Linked DNA regions of Homo sapiens: region 2 is linked to region 1. Evidence: read pairs that join two places in POLR2A ChIA-PET (ENCODE). Cell type or tissue: Caco-2. All regions are shown on one strand. Each heading gives the region's core, and the rest is flanking DNA. Links, peaks and the distances in the headings are about the cores only. Region 1 overlaps RAD54L2 (RAD54 like 2). Region 2 holds the start of LOC105377085 (a long non-coding RNA gene).

The links. Peaks named below come from ENCODE experiments on the same cell type or tissue, not always from the same donor. Only the 100,000 strongest peaks of a DNase experiment are listed, where the experiment ranks them.
Region 2: POLR2A ChIA-PET joins it to region 1 with 10 read pairs; 13 of 35 experiments call an interaction of 5 or more read pairs at or near these places.

The regions. Positions count from the first base shown.
Region 1 is chr3:51,554,471-51,564,787 of GRCh38, reverse strand. The region is part of intron 2 of RAD54L2 (RAD54 like 2); the gene reads right to left. Among named protein-coding and RNA genes, the nearest start is that of RAD54L2, 21 kb to the right of the region's middle. RefSeq lists an enhancer at 8,738-9,676. In Caco-2, for the core only: no CTCF peak of the experiment used is centred there; a DNase peak (open chromatin) is centred at 4,615.
Region 2 is chr3:51,505,791-51,516,107 of GRCh38, reverse strand. It overlaps LOC105377085 (a long non-coding RNA gene), which reads right to left and starts at 9,038. Exons shown (of 3, transcript XR_940835.3): 1 at 8,750-9,038. In Caco-2, for the core only: no CTCF peak of the experiment used is centred there; DNase peaks (open chromatin) are centred at 4,937 and 6,197.

The sequences.
Region 1 (10,317 bases), core at 716-8,715:
TAAAAATTTAATAAACAGAAAATTAAAAAAATAAACAGAGATGTGGTTTCACCATCTGGCCCAAGCTGGTCTTGAACTCCTGGGCTCAAGCCATCCACCCACCTCAGCCTCCCAAAGTGCTGGGATTACAGGTGTGAGCCACTGCACCTGGCCTGAGCCAGTGTCTTCAACAGGCTATATAGTTAAGCCAAGAAGCCAATGTCTAAGTTTTGCTGAATCCTAGTAATACTGATTTGCCTTATTTAGAAGGCTAAAGGAAAGGGCAGACCCCAAGAGCTCCCCTTATACCTCCTCCTATCCAGTCTCTCCATTCCTAACACCTGACTCTATGTTTACATGTAGATAACAAACCTCCTATCTTCAGTTACAGGACTCCAAATTTAATGTATTCTGTGGCCCAGAGTGAAGCATTCCCTGTTTTCCTGCATAAGGCAGAGACATATTGCTTCACTGCAATTTAAGAGAAGAATAGAAAAGAAACCTCCTATCTTCAGTTACATCTAATGGAGGACTCCAAATCTAATGTATTCTGTGGCCCAAAGTGAAGCACTCCCTGTTTTCCTGTGTAAGGCAGAGACATACTGCTTCATCGCAATTTAAGAGAAGAATAGAAAAGAAGCCTGGCCTGAGATTTCCTAAGGCTTTACCAGGCACTGGGAGCAGCCTCAAACCCTTGAGAAGGGTTTGTATCTATACAAGCCATTAACATCAGGATTAAAATACTATAGCCAGCAGACTCAAAACCCTGAAAAGCCCATTGATACCTAAATCAATTATTTAATTTTGCTTTCCAAAAGTTGTCCCCCTCTGGGCTGCCTTCTAAACTTGACAGGAAGTGGCATGTTTTAAAAAAGATTTACAAATAACCACAGGACATTTAAGGAATTATTTAAGAGAAACCTCAGTGAAAGAAAAGGGATCATCTTGATCTGTGGAGAACAAGCTGATAGTCTACCACCTAATAACTAATCCTCCCACACCTGGGCCTTTTCCAGTGTCAGTGAGAGTCAACACTTTCATTATCTGCAGGCTTAACAATTAGTTAAAACTCACTAAATATATTACCAAATGCTTAAACACAGAAAAAAATAAATAAAAAATAAACCCTTCTCAGCAAAATGATAAAGCAAATGCTACGGTATTATTACTTTCTAACTACTGACCCTGATGATCTTTGATGAACACACCGGGGAGGGAACCGTGGCAAAAACCAGGAGGTCCTTCTACTAAAATGCACATTCTATGCACCCTGACATAAAGAGGCTCTCAGGGCTTGGATCAGGCTGTTCTATGAAGCTTCAGAGAAAAAGTAGATGGGATGGATGAGAACCAATACTTGGAAAGCACCACATGAAATGAAAGCCATTAAAATAAGGAACAGTCTCCTAGGGTACTAGTCCAAAAATGAATATTAAATAGTAATAGAAGTTTAAAAAGGAGGAAGAAGATGGTTCTACAAAGATAGTTCTAATACAGCCAGGTGCCAAAATCTAAACATGCTCTTGTTAATACGTTTACATCCTTCAGGTCAGAAACTGACCCTTACCTACTCAGGTTTTTTAAATTTACAAAACAGCTTACCAATGTGGAAGCTTTGGTGGTCTCTGGAATGTCTAATTCTAGAGAGTCACATCTCCAAAAATTCTGTTCAGCTCAACAAAGACTTATTAAAAAACTACTCTCTACTGGAGACACAAAGATACACACGACAGGTCAGGAAAGGCAAAAAAACACTAAGAGTGAGGCTCAAAGAGAGTTTTGAAGAAAGAATTGGACAGTTAGGTAATGTCCAGGGAATGGGGTAGGCAGAGGTATTGCCTGGGAATGACTTCAAAGATAAGAAATTTCTGGCCAGACTCGGTGGCTCATGCCTATAATCCAGCATTTTGGGAAGCTGAGGTGGGAGAATGGCTTGAGTCCAAGAGTTTGAGATCAGCCTGGGCAACAAAGTGAGACCTCATCTCTACAAAATATCAAGCTGGGTGTGGTGGCTTACACCTGTAATCCCAGAACTTTGGGAAGCCAAGGCAGAAGGATCGCTGAGCACAGACTTTGAGACCAGCCTAGGCAACATAGGGAGACCCCATCTCTACAAAACAAACAAACAAAAAAATTAGCTGGCCAGGCATGGTGGCTCATGCCTGTAATCCCAGCACTCTGGGAGGCCAAGGCGGGTGACCTCCTCACCTGAGGTCAGGAGTTCAAGACCAGCCTGGCCAACATGGTGAAACCCTGTCTGTACTAAAAATACAAAAAATGGCAGGGCACAGTGGCTCACGCCTATAATCCCAGCACTTTCAGAGGCCCAGGCGGGCAGATCACCTGAGGTCCAGAGTTCAAAACCAGCCTGGCCAACATGTTTATTTAGTCTCTACTAAATATACAAAAATTAGCCAGACATGGTGGTGGGTGCCTGTAATCCCAGCTACTTGGGAGGCTGAGGCGGGAGAATTGCTTGAACCCAGGAGGTGGAGGTGGCAGTGAGCCGAGATCACGCCACTGCACTCCAGCCTGGGCAACAAGAGCAAGACTCCATCTCAAAAAAAAATAAAATTTAAAAAATTTAAAGAATAAAAATACAAAAATTAGCTGGGTGTGGTGGCTCATACCTGTAGTCCCAGCTACTTGGGAGGCTGAGGCACGATAATCGCTTGAACCCAGGAGGCAGAGGTTGCAGTGAGCCAATATCACACCACTGCACTCCAGCCTGGGCGACAGAGTGAGACTCGGTCTCAGGGGGAAAAAAAAAAAATTAACTGGGCAGGGTGCCACACACCTATAGTCCCAGTTACTTGGGAGGCTGAGGTGGGGGGATTGCTTGGGCCCAGGAAGTCAAAGTTGCAGTGAGCCACAATTGCGCCACTGCACTCCAGCCTAGGCAACAAAGTGAGACCTTGTCTCAACAATAAATAAATAATAAAAAAAATCAGCCAAGCCAGGCGTGATGACCCACACCTGTAATTCCAGCACTTTGGGAGGCTGAGGCAGAAGGACTGCTTAAGCATAGGAATTCAAGACCAGTCTGGGCAACATAGGGAACAAAAAATAAAATAAAATAATTAGCCAGGAATGGTGGCATGCTCCTGTGGTCCCAACTCCTCAGGAGGCTGAGGTGGGAGGATTGCTTGAGCCTGGGAGGTTGAGGCTGCAGTGAGCCGTGATTGCAACACTGCACTCCAGGGTGGGCAAAAGAGTGAGACTCTGTTTCAAAAAAAAAAAAAGAAAAAGATAAAAGGGAATTTCGGCCGGGCGTGGTGGCTCACGCCTATAATCCCAGCACTTTGGGAGGCAGAGGCGGGCAGATCACCTGAGGTCAGGAGTTCAAGAGCAGCCTGGCCACCATGGTGAAACCCGTCTCTACTAAAAATACAAAAATTAGCCGGGCATGGCGGCACATGCCTGTTATCCCAGCTACTTGGGAGGCTGAGGCAGGAGAATCACTTGAACCCAGGAGGTGGAGGTTGCAATGAACCGAGATCACATTTCTGCACTCCAGCCTGGGTAACAGAGCAACTCTGTCTCACCTAAAAAAAGATAGGGAATTTCATGAACAATGATTCAGAGACAAGAAAGCAGAATGTTTTCAAGGAAATCCAAGCAGTCTGTATTACTAAAGCATAAAGTAGGAAGTATGGGAGAAGAGTAGAAAATGAGCCTGGAGAAGTAACAGGGCCAAGAACATAGGGCAACCTGGAGACCTGCTAAGGAGATAGGATTTTAGCCTCCAAGCAAGAGCAGAATGGTATAAGCAGATCCGTCTTTTATAAAGGTCACTCTGTGGCATAGAATGTTAATGCTTAAAAGAACAGTTTCAAACTGAAAACAAGTACCAGCTCATTTTGCTACATGAGCTTCAGCAAGCTACTTAAATTCTTTGGACCACAGTTTGTTTCCTCACTTGTAAAATGAAGATATTCCCTACCTTCAAATTTTCTTAAGAGGATCAAGTGGTGAAGGAATATAAATTCTACAATAAAGATACCTGGCTCAGTATTTAGCACATTGTATTCAAAACATGGCCTAGAAAAAAAATTTGCTGGAAGAAATGTGGAAGGCGGAATAAAAGGGGATTGAAAATAGAAGGCCAGTTAAAAAGCCAGAGGAAAGGCCAGATTTGAAAACTATTTGGGGGGCCAGGCACGGTGGCTCACACCTGTAATCCCAGCACTTTGGGAGGCAGAGGCAGGTGGATCATGAGGTCAGGAGATCGCAGCCTGGCTAACACAGTGAAACCCTGTCTCTACTAAAAAATATAAAAAATTAGCCAGGCGTGGTGGTGGGCACCTGTAGTCCTAGCTACTACAGGAGGCTGAGGAAGGAGAATGGCGTGATCCCAGGAGGCGGAGCTTGTAGTGAGCAGAGACTGCACCACTGCACTCCAGCCTAGGTGACAGAGCGAGACTCCATCTCAAAAAAAAAAAAAAAGAAAAAAAAGAAAATGATTTGGAAGGTAAAATAAATTATGCTAGTAAAGTATTGCTCTTCAAACCTCAATAAAAGAGTAAAAGACACATGAGGTTTCTTTTCCAGGTTTCCCTAACCAGGGCCTAGAGTGCTATTGTGACCTCCTCCTCAAACACAAGCCCAGGTTGAAAACCAGATGCCACACATATTTCAGCTTTTACTATCAACACTGCTGAAGAGGCCATAGGTATATCATGGGGTGGGAGCTCTTTGGTGTCAGATACCTGGTTTAACAGCACCACTTAACTGGAGCAAATCACTTAGTTTCTCATCTGTACAACTGGCATAATGGCATCCACAGCTCTGTGCTGTGAGGATTCACACAGCATACAACATGGCAATCAGTCAACAGCAGCACATCACAAACAAATCCTACATAGATGTGAAACATACAAAACAGTATCTCTTACAAAAATACTACATAGCCTTATCATATCTGTAGCCCATTTGGAAGCTCCTGTAGCTGAAACTGCCCAGTACTTATCAGTACGTTGGCTCTCATACAGACAACCGGTGTTCCACTTGGAGCAAGATTGTTTTTATTTTCAATATGGGTATAACATCTTCCACCATAATATGTACTATCTGGTTCCTAAACAAATAAAACTGGTTTCAGAGAGCTCATCTCTAGAACAGCAGCTGGGATACAGTTTTACCCAAAAGTTAAGTAAAAATTTGGCGCCAAGCCCAGAAAACATGCATTCCTCACAGACAAAACTGGATAAACCAAATCTACAATGAGTGGATAAAACAGTAGGGAAGGGAAGAGCTCTGAGGAAGCTAGAATAACCCAGATGCAAAGACCCATCCATAATCAAGTGGAATCAAGTGAGGCAGTGGGATGAATCAGTTTGGATCTGAAGCACTCAGGGGAGGCACCGAGTTACCAAGTGTAAGACACCAAACTTACTAAATTTAAGATATCTGGGACATAAATATTCTCCATGTTATTTATGTAACATGAAAGATTTATGCAAGCACAAAAAGCCAAATGTTCTACCCTCATTAAGATTCAAGATTCCTTATAAGAGGTTAGGAAGCTGGAGAGTATAACCTGGGGAGAATATCAGTGGAGATAAAATTTAGACACATTAAATGTGAAAGAGTAACCCTTTCCATTTCAGTGGGCTATTGTCGGCCAGGCGCAGTGGTTCACGCCATTAATACACGCCTGTAATCCCAGCACTTTGGGAGGCCGAGGATGGTGGATCATCTGAGGTCAGGAGTTTGAGACCAGCCTGGGCAACATGGTGAAACCCCCTCTCTACTAAAAATACAAAAAATTTGCCAGGTGTGGTGGTATACGCCTGTAATCCCAGCTACTAGGGAGGTTAAGGCAGTAGAATTGCTTAAACGTGGGAGGCAGAGAATGCAGTAAGCCAAGATCATGCCACTGCACTCCAGCCTGGGCAAGAGTGAGACTCCGTCTCAAAAATAAATAGGCTATTTGTTGATGCTGCTACTATTACACAGTTGATTTCTATTAAGGAATGTATTGACTATATACTTCACAAGGCATTCTTTGCTATTCCACTTATGGGACAGTAAGAGAAGTGCCAGCATGGTGCCTCATGCTTGTAATCCCAGCACTTTGGGAGGCAGAGATGGGAGGATTGCTTGAGCCCAGGAGTTCAAGACCAGCCTGGGTAACATAGCAAGACCCCCATCTCTACAATAATTAAAGAATTAGCCAGGCATAGTGGTACATGTCTGTGGTCCCAGCTACTTGGGAGGCTAAGGTGGGCGGAATCACTTGCACCCAGGCAGTTGAGGCTGCAGTGAACCATAATCACGCCACTGCACTCTAGCCTGAGCAACACAGCAAGCAAGACCCTGTCTCAAAAAAGAGAGAGAGAGAGAGAGAAGTGGACCTTCAAAGGAGAAAGGCTTGCCAAAGTCCCTTTGAAATGAAATTGATATTTAAGATGCTGCTATGGCACATGATTTTGACTAGAAAAAAAATAGTCTTCCTCTAAACATCTAAGAAATTTTTTAAACATTTAATCTAAGAAAAATTTTAAAACATTTAAAACAGGAGCCAACTGACAGATAAGGGCAGGTCACACGTCTCTGGTGGAGAAATTTGGGCTGAGAGCATGGATTCGGTCAATCAGTAAATTCTACTTTGCCCTAAACAGAGCCTTACAAGCCAGACTTGATAAGATTCATAAACAAATCGGCCAGGGGCGGTGGCTCACACCTGTAATCCCAGCCCTTTGGGAAGCTGAGGTGGGCAGATTGGTTGAGCTTATAAATTTGAGACCAGCCTGGGCAACACGGTAAAACCCTCTCTCTACAAAATATACAAAAATTAGCTGGGCATGATGGCACACACCTGTGGTTTCATCTACTCCTGGGGCTGAGGTGAGAGGATCACTTGAGCCTTGGGAGGTGAAGGTTGCAATGAGCAGAGATTGTGCCACTGCAACAGAGCGAGACCTTGTCTCAAAAAAATAAAATAGAATGTTCTTTTTTTTTTTTTTTTTTTTTTTTGAGATGGAGTTTCCCTCTTGTTACCCAGGCTGAAGTGCAGTGGCGCAATCTCGGCTCACTGCAACCTCCACTTTCTGGTTTCAAGCGATTCTCCTGCCTCAGCCTTCCAAGTAGCTAGCATTACAGGCGCCCGCCACCATGCCTGGCTAATTTTTGTATATTTAATAGAGACAGGGTTTCACCACGTTGATCAGGCTGGTCTCAAACTCCTGACCTCGTGATCCACCCACCTCAGCCTCCCAAAGTGTTGAGATTACAGGCGTGTAATTAATAAGAACATAAGAATGTTCTTATTAATTAAACACTCAGTGTCAATGTCTAGATCTAGCTTTAAAATATGCCAACAACAGCCTGGTGCAGTGGCTCACACCTCTAATCCCAGCACTTTGGGAGGCTGAGGCAGGAGGATAGCTTGAGCCCAAGAGTTTTGAGACCAGCCTGGGCAATGTGGTGAGACCCCATCTCTACATAAATTTAAAAATTAGCTGGGCATGGCAGTGTGCACTTGTAGTCTCAGCTACTCAGGAGGCTGAGGTTGGAGAATACTTTGAGCTGGGAAGTCGAGGCTACAGTGAGCCATGCCACTGCATGCCAGCCTGGGCAACAGAGTGAGACCCTGTCTCAAAAAAAAAAAAAAAAAAAAAAAAAAAGCCAACAACAACAAAAAATAGGGAATATATTGAAAAAGATGGAGAAGTATTGATAATTGTTGAAATTGGGTGACAGGTACATGATGCTTCATGATGCTATACTCTCCACAGTTGTACGTGTATGCCAAGCATGTGCAACATCCCTCCCAGCAAGGATGATGGGAAAGGGGGAGTTAGTCAGAACAAGGGAGAATAAACATCAGGAAAAGAATCTTTGGTCCAGGCAACTAGGAACTCACCTCAGAGATATTGCTCAGGAGGAATGCAGGACCAAGCCAGACAACAAAGGATTAAGAGATATATAGGGCCGGGTGCAGTGGCTCACGCCTGTAATCCCAGCACTTTGGGAGGCAGAGGCGGGCGGATCACCTTTGGTCAGGAGTTTGACAACAGCCTGACCAAAATGGAGAAACCCCGTCTATACTAAAAATACAAAATTAGCCGGGCATGGTGGCGCATGGCTGTAATCCCAGCTACTCTGGAGGCTGAGGCAGAAGAATCGCTTGAACCCGGGAGGCGGAGGTTGCAATGAGCCGAGATCATGCCACTGCACTCTAGCCTGGGCAACAAGAGCGAAACTCTGTCTCAAAAAAAAAGAGAGATAGATAAAAGAGAGATAAAGCATCTGGTTGGCACTGAGTGAGGTGGCCCACACCTGTAATCCCAGCACTATGGGTGGCCAAGGCAGGAGGATCACTTGAGGACAGGAGTTTGAGACCAGCCTGGGCAACACAGGGATACCCTGTCTCTACAAAATAAAAAGTAAAATCTAGCCAGCCATGGTGGCACCCGCCTAAGAGGATAGCATGGGCCAGGGAGGTTGAGGCCATAGGGAGCAGATTGCACCACTGCACTACAGCCTGGGTGAAAGAGCAAAACCCTGTCTCAAAAACAAAACAAAACAAAAAAAGGCAATTGGTAAGGAAATGGCAGTAAAACTTAATGAGAGGATGATAAAAAATAAACCAAAGGAGGACAGAAAGAAGAAGGCTAGGCTACCATGAGAGGCACAGAGCTAAGCAGTTACTGTGGTCCTATCGTTTATGTAGGAAAAAACAAAAGGGGAGGGGATCAAGGCTAGGAAAGACTATAGGAGGACCTTACAAAGGATGTAATAGGTAAATCAAGGTTACAGAAGAAACAGGAATAGATAAAATTCAATTGGAACGGGTTGGATTGAAAAAACAATGAAGACCACCTCTTCTGGGAGAATGAATATAGAGAAAGGTAACACTCTGAAACTAGAATGCAAAAGGGGCTGTGTAATATCACAGTTAAGGGAGGAGGCTCTGACATTCAACCATTTGACTTTAATTTCAGCTTGTCACCATCACCGAAGTTGACATAAGTAAAGTACTTGTGTCTGGGGGTAAATACGAGCATATACTCTTTCATTACTGTCGATGAAATGGATCTAACTGTAAAATATTTAAAAAGACTTATTCTGAGCCAAAAATGAACGACCATGGCCCAAGGCACGGTTTCAACAGGTCCTGATAACATGTGCCGATGGTGGTTGAGTTACAGCTTGGTCTCACTCTGTCACCCAGGCTGGAAAGCAGTGGTGCGATTTCTGCTCATTGCAACCTCCGCCTCCCCCAGGTTCAAGCAATTCTCCCACCTCAGCCTCCAAGTAGCTGGGATTACAGGTGTGCAACACCACGCCTGGCTAATTTTTCTATTTTCAGTAGACATGTGTGCCACCATGCCTGGCTAATTTTTGTATTTTTTGTAGAGACAGGGTTTCACCATATTGGCCATGCTGGTCTCCAACTCCTGACCTCAGGTGATCTGCCCACTTTGGCCTTTCAGAGTGCTGGGATTACAGGTGTGAGCCACCATGCCTGGCCAGTTTTATGTATTTTAGGGAAACATATAACATCATCTCAGTATCTGTGAAGTATACATCTGTTCTGTCCAGAAAGGTGGGTCAACTACAGTGGGGGAGGGGAGAGGCTTTACATATCACAGATTAAAGATTTTCTGATTGGCAATTGGTTATCATCTAAAAATCTGGAATCAATAGAAAGGAGTGTCTGGGGCCACCACAATGGCTCACACCTGTAATCCCAGCATTTGGGAGGCCGATGTGGGCGGGTCACTTGAGGCCAGGAGTTTGAGACCAGCCTGGTCAACATGGCAAAACCCTTTTACTATAAAAAATACAAAAATTAGCCAGGCATGGTGGCACACACCTTTCATCCCAGCTACTTAGAAGGCTGCAGCAAGAGAATCGCTTGAACCTGGGAGGCAGAGGCTGCAGTAAGCAGAGGTCGCACCACTGCACTCTAGCCTGGTAGACAAAGGGAGACCTTGTCTCAAAAAAAAAGAAAAGAAAAGAAAAGAAATGAGGGTCTGAGTTAAGAGAAGGGATGGTGGAGACCAAGGTTCTTATTATGTAGATGAAGTCTTAAAGGTGGCAAATGTTTCCTAGTCAGACCTTTAAAAGGTACTAGACTCTCAGGTAATCTCTTCAGGACTGGGAGGGCCTGGAAGGGAAAAGATCCAGTTGTGTTTATAGAGATTCTTTACAGATGCAAATTTTCCACCACAAACGATGGCTTTGCAGATTTCAAAATATAGCAAAGAAATGTATTTTGGGTAAAATATTTTTATTTCGTCATCTGTCATTTATTTATTTATTTATTTATTTATTGAGATGGAGTTTCACTCTTGTTGCCCAGGCTGGAGTGCAATAATATCATCTCGG
Region 2 (10,317 bases), core at 1,654-9,653, 50 kb after region 1:
AAAATGAACCGGGCATGGTGGCGCATGCCTGTAGTCCCATCTACTCTGGAGGCTGAGTCAGGAGAATCGCTTGAACATGGGAGGCAGAGGTTGCCGTGAGCGGAGATCTCACCATTGCACTCCAGCCTGGGCGACAAAAGCGAAATTCTGTCTCAATTAAAAAAAAAAAAAAAAAAAAGAATTGTGCAGGTCCACTTATACAAAAATGTTTTTCAATAAATACATTGGAAAAATTTTTGGTGCAACAATTTAAAAAACTTGCAGATAAACCTTACAGGTTAGAAATATTTTTAAAATTTAAGAAAAAGTTATATCATGAATGCATAAAATACATGTAGATATGAGTTTATTTTTTCATTTACCACCATAACATATTCACAAATCTGTTATAAAAAGTTAAAATTTTTAGGCCGGGTGCAGTGGCCTGTAATCCCAGCACTTTGGGAGGCCGAGGTGGGTGGATCATGAGGTCAGGAGATTGAGACCATCCTGGCTAACATGGTGAAACCCCGTCTCTACTAAAAATACAAAAAATTAGCCAGGCGTGGTGGCAGGCGCCTGTAGTCCTAGCTACTCGGGAGGCTGAGGCAGGAGAATGGCGTGAACCCGGGAGGCGGAGCTTGCAGTGAGCCCAGATTGTGCCACTGCACTCCAGCCTGGACCACAGAGCTAGACTCTGTCTCAAAAAAAAAAAAAAAAAAGAGTTAAAATTTTTAGCAGGGCGTGGTAGTGCACACCTGTAATCCAAGCTGCTCGGGAGGCCAAGGCAGGAGAATCACTGGAACCCAGGAGGTAGAGCTTGCAATGAGCCAAGCAAGACTCTATCTCAAAAAAATAAAAAATAAATAAAATAAAATAAGAAGTTAAAATTTATGAAAACTTACAAGGCCAGGCGTGGTGACTCAAGCCTGTAATCCCAGCACTTTGGCAGGCCAAGGTGGGTGGATCACCTAAGGTCAGGAGTTCGAGACCAACCTGGCCAACATGGTGAAACCCAGTCTCTACTAAAAATACAAAAATTAGCCAGGCGTGGTGGTACACGTCTGTAATTCCAGCTACTTGGGAGGCTGAGGCACGAGAATCACTTGAACCTTGGAGGCGGAGATTGCAGTGAGCCGAGATTGCGCCACTGCACTCCAGCCTGGGCAATAGATCGAGACTCCATCTCAAAAAAACAAAACAAAACAAAACAAAACCTTATATGTACAAACACTTAAAGACTGTATATAGCACCATTTACAGCCAAGAGAAATGTGAACGAATGTAAAGATGCAGTGTTAAATCATAATTGGCTGGGTGCAGTGGCTCATGCCTGTAATGAACGCATTTTGGGAGGCTAAGGCAGGAGGATCACTTGAGCCTAGGAATTTGAGACCAGCCTGGGCAATGTAGGCAGAGCCCATCTCTACACACACACACACAGGCTGGGCGTGGTAGTGTGTGCCTATAGTCCCAGCTACTAGGGAGGCTGAGGCAAGAGGATTGAGCATGTCCAAAAGATTGAGGCTGCAGTGAACCATAGTTGCACTACCATACTCCGGCCTGGATGATAGAGAGAGAAGATCCAGTCTTAAATAATTAAATAATAAATAAATAAATAAATAAATAAATCATAACTGCATAAAATTAACTGTAGTATGTACTGTACTACTGCAATAATTTCCTAGCCACTTCCTGTTGCTGTTGTGAGCTGAAGCTTAAAACATCATGTGCTGCTAATTATCACATGAGCGATTTGTCTCTCCAGTAAATTGTGTATAGCACTAAAAGTGACCTCCCTCAATTCTCTTGTATTTTTCATCTTGTTAAGTGCAATACCGTAAACTTCGAATAACACCATGGGACCCATATGAAGTACCACTACTGATGCTGGAAACGCTCCCAAGAAGCAGAGAAAAGTCATGACATTACAAGAAAAAGTTGAATTCCTTAATTGAGGTTTGCGGCTGTGGTTACCCCTCATTTCAGTCGGACATCATTGTAAACAGATAATGTAAACTTATGATATTGATCAATAGAGTACTGTAAATATATATTCTCTTATGAATTTCTTTCTTTCCTTCCTTCCTTCCTTTCTTCCTTCCTTCCTTTAATTTTTTTACAGCCATGGTTTCACTATGTTGCCATACAGCCTCAAACTCCTGAGCTCAGATCCTCCTGCCTCAGCCTCCTGAGTATCTGGGACTATAGGAGGGTCACCATGCCTGGCTTGATTTTCTTAACTTTTTCTTTCTCTTTCCTTTTTGTAGAGACGGGGTCTTGCTGTGTTGCCCAGGCTGGTCTCAAACTTCTGGCCTCAAGGGATCCTCCCGCCTCAGCCTCCCAGAGCTGCCATTTCCTTTTCCTTCTTTTTTATTTATTTATTTTTTCTTTCTGGCTCTGTCACCCAAGCTGTAGTGCAGTGGCACCATCTCCGCTCACTGCAACCTCCACCTCCAGGGTTCAAGCCATTCTCCTGCCTCAGCCTACTGAGTAGCTGGGATTACAGGTGCCTGCCACCATGCCCACCTAATTTTTGTGTTTTTAGTAGAGACAGAGTTTTGCCATGTTTGCCAGTCTGGTGTCAAACTCCCAACCTCAGGTGATCCACCCACCTCAGCCTCCCAAAGTGCAGGGATTACAGGCCTGAGCCACCGCACCTGGCCCCAGCCACCATTTTATTTTCCTTAGTTACTTTATTCTAACAATACAGTATATAGGCCGGGCTTGGTGGCTCATGCCCGTAATCCCAGCACTTTGAGAGGCTGAGGTGGGCGGATCACCAGAGATCAGGAGTTCGAGACTAGCCTGGCCAACATGGCAAAACCCCGTCTCTACTAAAAATACAAAAATTAGCGGTATGTGGTGGCATATGCCTGTAATCCCAGCTACTGGGGAGGCTGAGGCAGGAGAATTGCTTGAACCTGGGAGGCAGAGGTTGCGGTGAGCCGAGATTGTGCCACTGCACTCCAGACTGGGCAATAAGAGCGAAATTCCATCTCAAAAAAAAAAAAAAGAAAAACCAGAATATAATACATACAACATACAAAATATGTGTTAATTGACTATTTATGCTAGCAGTAAGGCTTCTGGTCAAAAGTAAGCTATCAGTAGCTAAGTTTTGGGGGAATCTAAAGTTATACACGGGGCCAGGTGCAGTGGCTCATGCCTGTAATCCCAGCACTTTGGGAGGCCGAGGCAGGCGGATCACCTGAGGTCGGGAGTTGGAGACCATCCTGGCCAACATGGTGAAACTCAATCTCTTCTAAAACTACAAAAATTAGCCAGGCATGGTGGTGGGCACCAGTAATCCCAGCTACTTGAGAGGCTGAGGCAGGATAATCGCTTGAGCCTGGGAGGCGGAGGTTACAGTGAGCTGAGATTGTGCCACTGCACCCTAGCCTTTGGTGACACAGTAAGACTGTCTCAAAAAAAAAAAAGTTATACATGGATTTTCTACTGTGGTGGGGGGTCAGCACCCCTAACCCCCACACAAGAGTCAGCTGTACTACTTTTTTTTAGAGCAATCTTAAGTTAATAGCAAAATTGGGCAGAAAGTACAGAGTTCCCATATGCCCCTGCTCTCACACATGCACGTCCTCCTCCATTATCAACATCCTACAACAGAGTGGTACATTTGTTACAATCAATGAACCCACACTGATATATCATTATCGACCATAATCCATAGTCTACATTAGGGTTCACTCTTGGTGTTGTATATCTATAGGTTTTGACAAATATATAGTGACATGTATAGCTTTACTGTTCTTTTCTTTCTTTTTTTTTTTTTTGGAGACAGAGTCTCGCTCTATCCCCCAGGCTGGAGTGCAGTGGTGCGATCTTAGCTCATTGCAAAGTCCACTTTCTGGGTTCAAGCGATTCTCATGCCTCAGCCTCCCAAGTAGCTGGGATTACAGGAGCCTGCCACCACATCTGGCTAATTTTTGTATTTTTGGTAGAGATGGTGTTTCACCATGTTGGCCAGGATGGTCTCAAGCTCCTGACCTCCGGTGATCTGCCTGCTTTGGCTTCCCAAAGTGCTGGGATTACAGGCACGAGCCACTGCACCTGGCCTATGCTTTACTTTTCAGTGTAATTTTATTTTTATTAAAGTGGTACATGCTCAGCCAGGTGCAGTGGCTCATGCCTGTAATCCCAGCACTTTGGGAGGCTGAGGCAGGCGGATTGCTTGAGCCCAGGAGTTCGAGACCAGCCTGTGCAACATGGCGAAACTTTGTCTCCACAAAAAATACAAAAATTAGCTGGGCATGGTGGCATGCATTTGTATTCCCAGCTACTTGGGTGGCTGAGGTGGGAGGTCACTTGAGCATGGAGATTAAGGCTACAGTAAACTGCGATTGTGCCATGCACTCCACCTTGGGTGACAGTGTGAGACTCTGTTTCAAAAAAGAAAAAAAAAGCCATGTATACTCAGTGGCTTAAAAGGCAAAGAATATGTCGGACGCGGTGGCTCACGCCTATAATCCCAGCACTTTTGAAGGCCAAGGTGGGCGGATCACCTGAGGTTGGGAGTTTGAGACCAGCCTGACCAACATGGAGAAATCTCATCTCTACTAAAAATACAAAATTAGCCGGGTATGATGGTGGCATTAGGCTGTAATCCCAGCTACTCAGGAGGCTAAGGCAGGAGAATCGCTTGAACTCAGGAGGAGGAGGTTGCGGTGAGCCGAGATCGCGTCATTGCACTCCAGACTGGGCAACAAGAACGAAACTCCGTCTCAAAAAAAAAAAAAAGGTCAAAGAATACAAAAAAGGCTTATATGGAAAACCCAGCATCTCTCTTCCCTACCTACCCTACCCACTTCCTAACCTCAGCCCAGGCAGAGTGGCATCTTCTTATGTAATCATCAGCCTTGGGATGGCCACACCCTTGCCACTGAGGTAATGAACCTTCTTCTCTGTATCAGGAACATCAAAGGGGACTGGAGCCAAGTGGTCAGACTGGCTGAACACACCTTCTACTTCAAGGATCAATCAGGCATCTCAGATAAGATAGCCTAAAGGTATTTTTAAATCCCTGCTTGCTGCTTTAGAAGCCCCAGTAGGCTGGGTAGGGTGGCTCACACCTGTAATCAGAGCAATACAGTGGGACCCTGTCTCTACAAAAAATAAACAATATATAAAAAAAACTAGCTGGGCATGGTGGCGTGTGCCTGTAGTCCTAGATACTAGGGAGGCTAAGGTTGGAGATTTGCCTGAGCCTGGTAGGTTGAGACTGCAGCGAGCTATGATCGTGCCACTGCACTCTAGCCCGGGTGACAGAGTAAAAAAAAAAAAAAAAAAAAAAAGACAGAGAGAGAGAAGAAGCCCCTATAGTAATTTTAGGAGTTTTGCTGAGAGATGAAAGCTAAAGTTCAATACAAAAAAACTGCTGTGATGTGAAGCTGCCTGGGAGATTAAGATTCTTGCTGGCTGCGTGTCTGGAGCAAACCTCTCTCCTTTGGACACTGAGGTCTTCACGTGAAAAACAAGGGGACTGGGTGGATGATCATTAGAGCTTTGTCCAAGCTGACAGAGGGAGCTGGGGCTGTGGTTGCTGCTGCTAGCAGCTTCATCTCTGGAGCCCTTTCTGTAAGCCAGTGCTTCCCGTTGCCCTCCTTGCAACCACCCTCAAAGCAGGTATTACTACCTCCATTTTTTTTTTTTTGAGACAGAGCCTTGCTCTGTTGCCCAGGCTGGAGTGCAGTGACGTGATCTTGGCTCACTGCAACCTCCGCCTCCCAGGTTCAAGCAATTCTCCTGCCTCAGCATCCCAAGTAGCTGGGATTACAGGCACACGCCACCCACACCCAACTAATTTTTGTATTTTTAGTAGAGACAGGCTTTCACCATGTTGGAAAGGCTGGTTTTGAGCTCCTGACCTTAAGTGATCCACCCCCTTGGCCTCCCAAAGTGCTGGGATTACAGGCATGAGCCATCGTGCCCGGCCTACTATGTCCATTTTACAGAGGAGGAATTGAGGCTCAAAGGTTGCCAGGGCCACACAACTAGAGAGTTCAGGGTCGTGATTCTAACCTAGAGTGCATGCTTCTTCCCCTCCCTGGAGCTGGGTTCCTGAGCCTTCTGTTTTGCTTTCCCCACAATAGGTGCTGGGTGTGTGTGTGGGATGTGTATGGAGGATGTGCAGGGGTGGGTAAGAAGGAGCCCTGTGGCCTCCAGGAGCAGAAAGGTCCAGCTTACCACACCCCACATTTTAGGCCTCTAGGCCCCACCTCAGGGTAAAGGTCATCATGCCCACATCCTGTTTTTTTTTTTTTTTTTTTTGAGACAAAGTCTTGTTCTTGTCCCCCAGTCTGGAGTGCAATGGCGCAATCTCGGCTCACTGCAACCTCTGCCTCCCAGGTTCAAATGATTCTCCCGCCTCAGCCTCCTGAGTACCTGGGATTACAGGTGCCTGCCACCACGCCTGGTTAATTTTTGTATTTTTAGTGGAGACTAAAAATACAGGCACCTGCCACCACACCCAGCTAATTTTTGTATTTTTAGTAGAGACAGGGTTTCACCATGTTGGCTGGGCTGGTCTTGAACTCCTGACCTCAGGTGATCTGCCCGCCTCAGCCTCCCAAAGTACTGGGATTACAGGAGTGAGCCACCACACCCGGCCCGCCCACATCCTGTTTAATGCCAGTCTTTCCTCCTAGACCAGAGGTTCTCTGCCTTAGTGGAGTATTCGTTATCTGGGGAGCTTTGGAAAACATTGTTGCCTGTGCCCTAGAGATTCTGACTTAATTGAACTGGGGTAGGGTCTTGACACTAGAGGTTCATAAAGGCTCTGCAGGTGATCTGAATTGCAGCCAGGGTTGAGAACCTTGTACTAGCCTGTCAGCTTGTCTTGTTCGTTCACCATGCCTGGCCCTAGGGAATGTCCGCTTTTCTTTGCCATGCCTTGCTAGCCACAAGGCAGAGAGCAGCCTTTGCTCTCAGCTATAATGCAGCTCCCTTTCCCTGCAACAAGGCTCACGGCACCATAACTCTGCTCTCCTGACTTGCTCTTAGAATGAGCCAAGGCCCTGATGCTTCTCATAAATTATTTGAAACAAAAGCTCATAGAATTCAGACATGCCTGCCTTGTGGGGTGGGAAGCCCATCTTGCCCGTCTTCCCTCTGATCTGTATCTTAGGAGAAAAGAAATTGGAGAGGGCAGGTTTTATACTGCATCCTGGCTGTCCTGAGCATCTTCTGGCAGGTGAGGTTGGCAGCCCCATGAAATCAAATATGCCCTGCATCCAAAAAAGGACCAGGACAATTCCAGAGACTACAGGGATCTCGGAAGAGAGTTAGGCAAAGATGAATGTTACCTGGAGAAAGCCTCCTGTCTCCTGCCTATTGGATTCAGGTACAGAGAGGTGACTGTTGTACTCCTGACTTAGAACCCATGTGGGCTTTGAGCCCCTAAGGCCTAGATGCTGATTTCAGAGCCTGCAAGAGAGGAACAAAGGTAGGAGCAGAGGGCCAGGTGAGAGGTGGGCTGGGGACACGCTGGTGGCTGGAAATAAGCTGAACTGGAACCAGGAATGAGTAGTTGCAGCGGAAATATTCAGAGCAGAACTCTTGAGGTGGCCACTACATGTGGCATTCTTTGTCCTGTTCCCATCTTTCATAATCTGGACTTTGCAGTCACAGATTCACAGCACCTGAAAGGGTCTGGAAGCCATGTGGTACATGGTTTTTTTTTTTTGAGACGGAGTCTCACACTGTCGCCCAGGCTGGAGTACAGTGGCTCGACCTCTGCTCACTGAAACCTCCGCCTCCCAGGTTCAAGCAATTATCCTGCCTCAGCCTCCGGAGTAGCTGGAATTACAGGCACCCGCCAGCACACCCGGCTAATTTTTTTTGTATTTTTAGTAGAGAGATTTCACCGTATTGCCCAGGCTGGTCTTGAACTCCTGACCTTGTGATTTGCCCGCCTCGGACTCCCAAAATGCTGGGATTACAGGCATGAGCCATCGTGCTCAGCCGGCTGGTGCATGGTTTTTAAACTGCATTCCTTGTAACACTAGGAGTTTTTCTGCCACATCATGACCTAGAATCCCTTGCATCATTCCTTTTCTCTACTTAATGAAGAGGTATACAAGATTTCAGTGGGACTAAAAAGACTCTGTGGTAAAATCATAATACTAATATAATTTGAAAATCATGGATCTAGGCCAGGCACAGTGGCTCACGCCTGTAATCCCAGCACTTTGGGAGGCCGAGGTGGGTGGATCACGAGGTCGAGTTAAAGACCAGCCTGGCCAACATGGCAAAACCCCATCTCTACTAAAAATACAAAAATTAGCTGGGCATGGTGGCGTGTGCCCAGCTACTCGGGAGGCTGAGGCAGGAGAATCACTTGAACCGGGGAGGTGGAGGTTGCCGTGAGCCAAGATCGCACCACTGCACTCCAGCCTGGGCAACAGAGCAAGACTCTGTCTCAAAAAAAAAAAAAAAAAAAAAAGAAAGAAAGAAAGAAAGAAAATCATAGATCTAGTAAAGCCCTCCTTATGGGGGATGTATGAGGAAACTTGCCCAGGGTCACCTCTAGTCTCTTGTACCTCACACCAGACCTGTCCCACAGGATGCCTGCTGGCTCCATAGAGCAGACAGCAGAAACCCTCAGTGGAGGCATGGCTTGAATACAAAATAGCCAAGATGTCTCCTTGGTCTGGAGGAGACACATGGTGGTGAGCAACTCTCAACAGAATTAATGACACCAAGACCCAGACCTGCAGACCCTGAGAGGCAGTGAGATGCTGTCTTAGCTTACCTGCCAAAAGTCCACAGGATTTGGTCTGTTCTTGCCTTCATGAAATGTAATGCCCTGGACAGGGATACAAGGCTCTTGGGTTCCAGGCTGCCCCTGACTTCTGGGAATAGCAGCCTTCATTTTAAGGGAGGGAGCTGGGCATAGTCATTCAGGCCTTAGACTGTAAGCCTTGAGGGCAGGGTCTGTGCTGCATTCTCCGCAGCACTGAAGACACAGGGTACAGGGCCAGGCACAGGGCAAGGGCTCGGGAATCCTAACTTAAGACACATTTTTGTTCATTTGATTTTCTTTTTTTTCTTTTTTTCTTTTTTTTTTTGAGGGAGTCTCTCTCTGTCGCCCAGGCTGGAGTGCAGTGGCATGATCTTGGCTCACTGCAACCTCTGCCTCTGGGGTTCAAGCGATTCTCCTGCCTCAGCCTCCCGAGTAGCTGGGATTACAGGAGTGCCCAGCTGATTTTTTCTATTTTTAGTAGAGACGGGGTTTCACCATGTTGGCCAGGCTGGTCTTGAAATCCTGACCTCAGGTGATCTGCCCACGTCGGCCCCCCAAAGTGCTGGGATTATAGGCGTGAGCCACCCATGCCTTGCAACTTGTTTTTAAAACAAGGTTTCCATTCAGTGGCTGCCCCCATGCCCCGCTTACGAAGTGTGACCTTCCAAGGCAGTAACTGAGTTTCCACATTTTGTGGAATGACACTTTCTCCCCGGGTTGTTTTCTGTTTTCTCCCCTGAATTGCCTCTTCAGGAGGTGGGAGTCTCTACCCTCTGGAGAGAGTGGGCACTGAGCGCTCCACTTTCTTCTCTTGACACTCTTCTTCCTCTGCGTAATCCAACAGGTAGGGGTGCCCCAAGGCTACCAGGGCCACTTTTCAATGTAGCAGAATTTGGCAGAATGTGCTTGCCCAGGAAACAGGTAGAAAATGGATGGTCAGGCCAGGTGCAGTGGCTTATGCCTGTAATCCCAGCACTTTGGGAGGCCAAGGCAGGTGGATCGTTTGAGGTCAGGAGTTCGACACCAGCCTGGCCAACATGGTGAAACCCCGTCTCTACTAAAAATACAACAATTAGCCAGGTGTGGTGGCGGACACCCGTAATCCCAGCTACTCAGGAGGCTGAGGCATGAAAATCGCTTGAACCCGGGAGGTGCAGGTCTCAGTGAGCCAAGATCACACCACTGCACTCCAGCCTGGGCGACAAGAGTGAAACTCCATCTCAAAAAAAAAAAAAAAAAAAAGAAAGAAAAGAAAAAGAAAAAAGAAAAGAAACTGAATGGTCACAGAGGGATGGCACTGAGGAGAAGATCTGGTCCCTGGCTCAGGGGCCTTAACCTCCTTTTTCCAGGGATGACCCAGAACATCAGTGATCAGGACCCTTATATATATTCAAAAGGGGCAAGGGTGCTCCTCTGGCCCTAGGGTCTCAACGGATGGGATAATGGTCAAGGAATACAGGCTCAGGCCCCAACTGTTCTTATCTTTTGGCGATGACTGAGACATGAGAAACTGATCCCATCCTGAGTCTCCAATAACCCTCCTCACCCACTACAGCCTGAGACTGGTCCAGTGAGCC